Linked DNA regions of Homo sapiens: region 1 is linked to region 2. Evidence: chromatin contacts called from ENCODE Hi-C or POLR2A ChIA-PET data. All regions are on one chromosome and are shown on one strand. The core of a region is the stretch at or near the end of the contact, and the rest is flanking DNA. Distances in the headings are between cores, read along the strand shown. Region 1 overlaps LOC105372606 (a long non-coding RNA gene). Region 2 overlaps TTI1 (TELO2 interacting protein 1).

Region 1 (4,165 bases), core at 816-3,315, 650 kb after region 2:
GAGGTTGCAATGAGCTGAGATTACGCCACTGTACTCTGGCCTGGCAACAGAGCAAGACTCCATCTCAAAAAACAAACAAACAACAACAACAAAAAAAAAAAACACGAAAAACAAAAAACAGAACACCTAACTAGTATTCCTCAAAACTGTCAGGGTCATCAAAAAAAGAAAAGTCCGAGAAACTATCAAAGCCAAGAGGAGACATGATCCTGGGACAGAAAAAGGACATAGGTGCCAGGCGCAGTGGCTCATGCCTGGAATCCCAGCACTTTGGGAGGCCAAAGCAGGTGGAACACCTGAAATCAGGAGTTCGAGAACAGCCTGGCCAATACGGTGAAACCCCATCTCTGCTAAAAATACAAAAATTAGCCAGGCTTGGCGGTGCATGCCTGTAATCCCAGCTACCCAGGAGGCTAAGGCAGGAAAATAGCTGGAACCCAGGAGGTGGAGGTTGCAGTGAGCCGAGATCATGCCACTGCACTCCAGCCTAGGTGACAGATCGAGACACTGTCTCAAAAAAAAAAAAAAAAAAAAAAGGGGACATTAGGCATTAGGGAAAAACTAAGGAACTCCATAGCAAATATGGACTTTAGTTAATAATAATGTATCAATATTGGTTCGTTAATTGTAACATACTATACTATCATGGATATTAATAATCAGGGATTCCCTAGCAAGCCCACTTGAGAAAAAAAAAACTTAATATAACAATAATAATAAGGGAAATTGAGTGTGGGGTATGTGCCATGTTCTAGAGCAAAGGACTGAATTTTCGGACAGGGAGGAAGTTAAGACACTTGTCTGTAAACATTTCCTTCTAAACCCAGGGAAACTTAGGACCAGAGAATAGAAGTGACTTGCCCAAACTCAAACTGCAAGTTTATGACAGAGCCTGGACTAAGATCAAGCTTTCTCAATGTCACAAGAATTCAGTAACAGCCTACTGTATACAAGGCACCAGCCTAGGTCCTCATCATGGTGAAGGCTGGTGGGGAGGTTCAAAGATTTGTCCATGGGTCAACACCTCCCCAAGGCCAGGTCTCCAGGGACACAGACTCTGCCCTTTGAAGGCTCCAAGCCAGAAGAGGAAACAGACCCTGAAACACTATGAGCAGGAGGGCCAGAGAGCGACACACTTTGGTATCCAGGAGACCCAGCCCCACTGCCTGCAACCCTGCAACCTCCCTGTGCCCCACTGAGCTGCTCAGTAAAATGGAACTAAGGATGGTGCCAACTGTCAGTGATGCTGAGAGGTACAACAAGGAGGTGAAATGTGAGACCCTGTGCATTGTGGACACCCAATAAACAGTGATTCTTTTTATTTTTAAGTGTGTTCTGAGTGCTACAGGAGTTCGGGGGTGGGGAGCATTTGTCAGTTTGCCTTGATAGGGGATTCTCGGAGAGTTTACCAAACGAGGGACATTTAGATTGAGTCTCTGCTGGGTGCAATGGCTCACGCCTGTAATCCCAACATTTTGGGAGGGTGAGGCAGGAGGATCACTTGAGCCCAGGAGTTTGAGACCAGCCTGGGCAACACAGCGAGGCCCCGTATCTACAAAAATGATTAAAAATTAGCCAGGCATGGTAGGTGTGCCTGTACTCCAGCTACTCAGGAGGTTGAGGCAGGAGGATCACTTGAGCCCAGGAGTTTGAGGCTGCAGTGAGCCATGATTGTGCCACTACACTGCAGCCTGGGCAGCAAAGCAAGATCCCATCTCCAAAGTAAAAAAATAAAATAGATTGGGTCCTGAAGGATGGAAAGGACTTTGCCACACCGGAAGGATGTGAAAGCTGCGGTCCCAGCTTTCAGTTCTCACAGTCTGGTCCGAGAGAGAAGGGGACACGTCAAGCCACCCTCCCAGGGGATTCCCACGCAACAGGACCTCCCCATTTCCTGGCCTGGATGGCTCCTTTCTGGCCTGCCTGGCCTCTGAGATTCACCAGTGCCTGAGCCAAGGCCACAGACAGCAGGGGAGGGGCAGGGGTGGGGGCACGCACCAGGGCTGAACAAACCCAGGGCTCATCTGGAAAGGAAACCAAACCCTGCCTCCCACTCACCAGCTGAGTGTCACTTGTACAGCTTCCTCCTTCTGTTCCTGTTCAGGAATTACCCAGGCAGGGCTCTGTGGTGGGGCTGGGGGACGGGGGGCTGGTGGGGGAGTGGGGCTGCCCCAGAGGCGGAGCCTGGAGCCTCCTTGGTCTGCTCTGGCCACGCCCAGACTCATCCCCTCTGGCTGGCTGGCCTGCTCCCAGACCCATTTCTCTCCTCAGCAGGCCAGGTTTCCTCCCTCCTCCACACACCTGCCCACGCAGTACCACCATCTCCTCTCTGCTGGTCCAAGCCCCACTCCCCTTTGGCCCAACCCCGGCCCCTCCTGGAAGTCTTCCACAGAGATCCCTCCCAGTCTTGCCTTCCTTATCGTCTTTATCCATTCAGGCCTGCATGTCAGCTCCTGTGCTGGAGCTGGGGACAGACAAGTGAGCAGTGAGTGACCAAGACTGGCACCGTCCCTGCCCTTTGGACCTGGAGCCTCTAATCCCTATGTCTCGTGTGTCCCGCATGCTTCATCCACACCCCAGTGGGAAATCGGAAGCCAGGACTGCAGTCCTGTGCAGCCTCTGAACAGTGTGGCCTTGGGCAAGTCCCTTCCCCTCTCTGGTCGGAGTGGTTTCCATAGCTGCTAAGGGAAGCAGTGCGATGTCCAGGGGGCAGGCTGGAGGGATGGTGATGTCTGCTCCCCCAACCCTTCCTGCCCCAATGTAATGCCCTGCAAATAAAGTTTCCCTCCAAGTGGAACTGGTAAAATGCACACACGGGGCTCTGACTCATCAGAATTTTTTTGCAGAAACAAATATAGGGGTCAGTGGGAGGGACCTGCCGGGTGGCTGAACATCACGGTTAAGAGCAGACCTGGGTTTGAATCCTGCCTCGGTAGCTGTGTGGCCTTGGAGGTCATTAACCCCCGACTCTCACTTCTCTCATTGGTAAAACGGGGATACTTGTACACACCTCATATGGCTGTGTAATGACACACATGCTAGATACCCAGTGAATGCATATTATTATCATTTCTGGTGCAGCCGGACAAGTCCATTAATAAAGTAGATAATTATGACGGCCTTAAAATTAATAATGTAGATCCACATAACTTTTATTTTCTTTTTTAGTTCTTTTGAGAAAAGGTCTTGTTCTGTTGCCTAGGCTGGAGTGCAATGGCACAATCACGACTCGCTGCAGCCTCAACCTCCGGGGCTCAAGAGATCCTCCCACCTCAGCCTCTGAATAGCGGGGACTACAGGCGCACACCACCACGCCCAGCTAAAGATTCATATGTTTTGACATGGAAAGAGTTCATGTCATATTAGTAAATTAAAATATTATAGCATTAATGATGTAACTATTTCTGTCTTTTAAAAAAGTGGGCACAGGAAAAATGGAATAAACACTTCCATGATACTAGCAGTTGCCCTGGGGGTGGGGGATCACCGATGAGCTTAATAATTTTTTCTTTTATGCTTGTCTTTATTTTTTACGTTTTCTTCTCTCTCTCTTTTTTTTTTTTTTTTTTTGAGACAGTTTTGCTTTTGTCACCCAGGCTGGAATGCAGTGGCGCTATCTCGGCTCACTGCAACCTCTGCCTCCCAGGTTCAAGCCATTCTCCTGCCTCAGCCTCCCAGCTAGCTGGGATTACAGACATGCGCCACCACACCTGGCTAATTTTTGTATTTTTAATAGAGATGGGGTTTTGCCATGTTGGTCAGGTTGGTCTCGAACTCCTGACCTCAGGTGATCCACCCGCCTCGGCCTCCCAAAGTGCTGGGATTACAGGTGTGAGCCACTGCGCCTGGGCATTTTTTAAGTTTTCTACAGTGAGCTAATGTTGCTCAGGCAATAGAAAATAGCTTAAGTTAGTTTTATGTATTTATGTGTTTTTTAGACACAGGAGGTCTCATTCTGTCACCCAGGCTGGAGTGCAGTGGCATCATCACAACTCACTGCAGCCTCAAACTCCTGGGCTCGAGGAATCCTCCCACCTCAGCCTCCAGAGTAGCTGGGACTAGAGATGAGCGCCATGACACCTGGCTTGCCTTCCTTTCTTTCTTTCTCTCTCTCTTTCTTTCTTTCTTTCCTTTCTCTTTCTTTCTTTCTTTCCTTCTCTTTCTT
Region 2 (3,903 bases), core at 1,329-3,828:
GCTTTTATCTAGCAAATGTGCCTTGTATGGAGGGGGCATAAATCTTCCAACTGGGGGAGGCATGGGGGAGGGGCAGGGGATGGTGGGGGCAGGATGTGACCTTGCTGTGTGTTACCACCAGGTGTCACTGTTAACTGGCAATGCAAAAAAAAAAAAAAAAAGCCAGCTCCCCCAAAGTCCCTCTAGTTAAGTAACTTCAATGGATAACAAATGTGCAAATCATATTTGTGGTGTGGGAGGAGGGCTTAGCATACCAGGAGCTAAAAATAAGACAGTGTCCCTGAGGGTAGGCGTTGGATTACAGACAACAGGTCAGATCAGCCACACCCCCATCTCAGCCAACTGCAGTGGCAAACTTTGCTGATTGAAATTCTCAGTCTCCAGGATGTCTCCCGGCATGCCCTGGGCCTTCACAGTTCTGTGCCTTTCTGTCCAGGTAGCTTTTGCCTCCTGTACGTGAAAGGAATTTGAAAAGAGAGCATACACCCCAAATTTCTGTTTGTCCTTCAAGTCCATACATGTACTTAGCCTAGTTGAACTCCATTAAAACCATACTCCTTGGGCCAATCTCTTAGCAGACTCTGAGACTCCCTGGCTTTTGCAGTGAGGTTTTATATCATCCAATGAGCCTTTTACCCTGGGCTAAAAGGAAACAAAACTAGACAATACTTTTCAAATTTTTGAAAAGATGAAGTCAGGCCGTGTGCTGTGGCTCACGCTTGTAATCCCAGCACTTTGGGAAGCTGAGGTGGGAGAATCACCTGGGCTCAGGAGCTCCAGGCCAGCCTGGGCAACATAGCGAAACCCTGTCTCTACTGAACATATAAAAATTAGCCAGGCGTGGTGGTGTGCACCTGTTGTCCCAGCTACTTGGGAAGCTGAGGCAGGAGGATCACCTGAGCCTTGGAAGGTTAAGGCCATAGTGAGCCGTGATCACACCACTGCACTCCAGCCTGGGCAACAGAGTGAGACCCTGTTTCAAAAAAAAAAGAAGAAGATGAAGTCAGTGCCCAACAAGTCTCATAATAGAAAAATAAAGCTTTTAGGATGCTTGGCCTCCACCCCCAGTCCTACTCCCACCTGCTAACCCCAGAGCCCAGATAGGGATGCAGGGTGCCAGCAGGTGGTGACCAGCTGGTGTACCTTCTGGCCACGCAAGTCCTGGATGCTGTTATTGCTGTAGCCCCTGATGGGGCGCTGGGGAGGTTGCCATTCCAGCTCCCTCTGCCTCGCCATTGTGTGTGAGAGAAAAAGTAGCAGTCTTGCTTTGGACAAACCGAGGTTCAGATCTTACTGGCCATGTGACCTTGAGCAAATGATTTAGCTTCATTTCATTTTCTTCCTCTGTAAACTGGGGGTGATGAAAACTCCATTCTCATAGGGTGCTTGTGGATGAATCACGTTAGTATGTCCAAGGAGTCTCCAGGTACTGTTCTAGGGACTGGAATTAGAGGGAACAAGATAGGGGCCTCTACCCTCTGCTTATGTTCTGAAGGTATATTTACATCTGTGTACACACCTATGTGGGGTACATGTATGTAAATTTCCCAAATATGTTATACATGATGTGTATGTTACTCATACACATAGACACTGGCCACAGAATTTCTAGTTGTAAGCCTGCTTCATCCTTACTAAAATCTGAACTGGGGATTTCACCTCAAAAGGATCTTTTTCATGTTAATTGTGCCACCACTGTTTGCAGAAGTCAGGACCGGGTTTGAAGGTTCATTTACAGACTGACTTCCCTGCTCTCTTTCTAGCAGTAGGATCCCATCCCATCAAAGAACCAGCTGGTGCCTTCAAACCCTGGACGAACACAGACCGGCACAGGCTCATTCATTTCATCCCTGTCAGAGCCCCAACTCCTCTCTTTACCCACACATGAGCCTATTATATTTGAACGGATGAGGAGCCACAGAGGTGATCCATTAGTTCAGCTGAGCTTGAAATTAGTAGCTCATCCCCTTAAATGGTGTGGGCAGTTTGGCTGAGCTTGGACTGCAAAGCTGTTCCCCCTTGGATTGCACCCAGCATGGAAATGAGGACACACCTAATATTTTTTCCTTTTGACACTTGATTAATAGTTGACAAATCCAAACCCAAGTAGTTAGCTTTCCTATTATCCATCTTTTGACAGGCATTGCTGGTTTTCTTTTTGAGTCCCATTGTTCTAAAAATACACTCAGATCTGGAGCTGTTCACTGTGCATATATAGGCCTGATTTCATGGTGTCAAAGATAAGAGACATCTGGCAGGCAGATTACAAACAAAGTGGGTTGCTGGGTTTCAGAACTGAAGGCAGGGACCTCTGGGCTACTTAAATCTACTTAAATTCAGTGCTGCCAATTCTGTCCCTTCTTCCTTGGTGTTGTCATGTCACTGATAACCTGCCAGGGTCAACCATCTTACCACCCGGTAGGAAAGCCAAGCGTGGGGTGTGTGTGCACAGTGCATGCCGTGCCAGGTTGGGAGCAGAATGTTCTCGATGACAGATCGAGCCTGGTCGCAGCACCGCCTGCACAAAGTGGGTTTTGGTCATCAGAGGCTGTGGTCGACCACAGGGTAGTCATTTCCTCATTCTGCAGGCTCTGTCATCCCTCTCGAACACCTCAGAGGCGTGGAAGTAAATGTTGTCTCAGTACTGAGTAAATAAAGTAGCCAGGGAGATGATCTCTATTTGTCTTATTGTATAGATGTATTTTAAAAGATTTTTATTGGGTCTCTTATGATGAGCCAAGTGCTGTGTTGAGAGTTGAAGATTTTCAGAGATAACTACCAAGGCCTCACATTGTTGTTCAATAACAAGATAACCTTGGCAAATTAATTCACTTCTCAAAGTCTCTGTTTTCTCATCTATAAGACCGAAAAAAGCATGTATGTTATTTTGCTTATTTCACCTACTACAATGACGACAAGGATTCAGTAAAGTCAGGTAGCACAAAATACCACCACAGAGTAAAAGTCACTAAATAGTAGTTGTGAATCATTATTTAAATTTCTTCTTATTCCGAAAATGACTTGGAACATCTTATAAATTGTTTGCAACAAAGAAAAAAGGAAGGAAGTGAAGAAATTTTTTAAATGGAAAAATAACAGCAAAAACAAGATGAGACCGAGTTGAGGTTAATATAGACAATACAGTTAGAGCCCTGCACCCTTGCTAGAGAGGAGCTTTCAGAGTGGCTCTGTGCTTCCTGACAGACAGCAAAGAGGAAAATGGTACAGGAAGTACCTGAATAAGAGTTTTTAAAAAGAAAAGGAAAGAAAGCTTTTCAGAAAGAAGCATGGCTTTCCTTATTACTGACGCTTGAGGAAAATTTCTCTGTGGGTCATCTTAAAAGAACACTGGGTACTGTTGTGACTAATATCCTCAACGTCCTTGCAGTAAATACAGAAGGACATTTCCTAGAGCTGTTTCTGAAGGCATCCGTGAGTGGAGGCTGCTGGCTTAGTGCCAGAGCACAGGTTACAGGAAAACAGTTCAGGCAGGAGGTGGGCAAGCCTACCTAGGCTGCTATGAAGATGTCTTTATCTTCAAGGGTACATACCTTCCAGGGAGGGGCAGGAAACAATGTGGCCCGAGAGTGCAGCCAGCTGGGGGAAAGGTCCGAGTCAGCCCTCATAGTGCTCAGCACAGAATGCCACTTTGAAATCTGTGCCCAATACACTGTCGTGGGATCTAGGCTTGCAGGGTTCCTGGAGGCAGGAGAACTGGCCAGATGGAAAGGGCTGCTTTTAAATCTCGCCCCAGTGGGATGTAAACCCTCCTAGATTCTGGCTTATTTTTGAATTGTCTATAACAGATTGGACCTCTCAGCGCCATATCCTTTTAAATATGCACAAAGCAATGGAATCATTCCTCTGCATTTATGATACTTTATCTTGTGGCACTTCAGAGGT

What was found. Hi-C counts contacts between places; a loop is a spot of excess contacts on that map. ChIA-PET counts read pairs that join two places held with the same protein, here RNA polymerase II (POLR2A). Pooled maps may share reads with other maps.
Region 1: a pooled map shows a loop between it and region 2 (4-fold over the local background). The contact joins two enhancer-like sites. A Hi-C loop is called at or near these places in 2 of 50 pooled maps. POLR2A ChIA-PET finds 5 or more read pairs at or near these places in 2 of 52 experiments (HepG2 and activated CD4-positive, alpha-beta memory T cell).

The regions. Positions count from the first base shown.
Region 1 is chr20:37,334,596-37,338,760 of GRCh38, reverse strand. LOC105372606 (a long non-coding RNA gene) reads left to right here. Exons shown (of 2, transcript XR_936699.2): 2 at 828-1,321. Among named protein-coding and RNA genes, the nearest start is that of SRC, 9.5 kb to the left of the region's middle. RefSeq lists an enhancer at 1,942-2,441. Within about 2 kb of position 2,065, at least 15 of the 41 ENCODE cell types and tissues checked have a DNase peak (open chromatin) inside an H3K27ac peak, as active enhancers do.
Region 2 is chr20:37,989,371-37,993,273 of GRCh38, reverse strand. All of the region lies in intron 7 of TTI1 (TELO2 interacting protein 1), which reads left to right. Among named protein-coding and RNA genes, the nearest start is that of TTI1, 42 kb to the left of the region's middle. RefSeq lists an enhancer at 2,610-2,689. Within about 2 kb of position 2,578, at least 24 of the 41 ENCODE cell types and tissues checked have a DNase peak (open chromatin) inside an H3K27ac peak, as active enhancers do.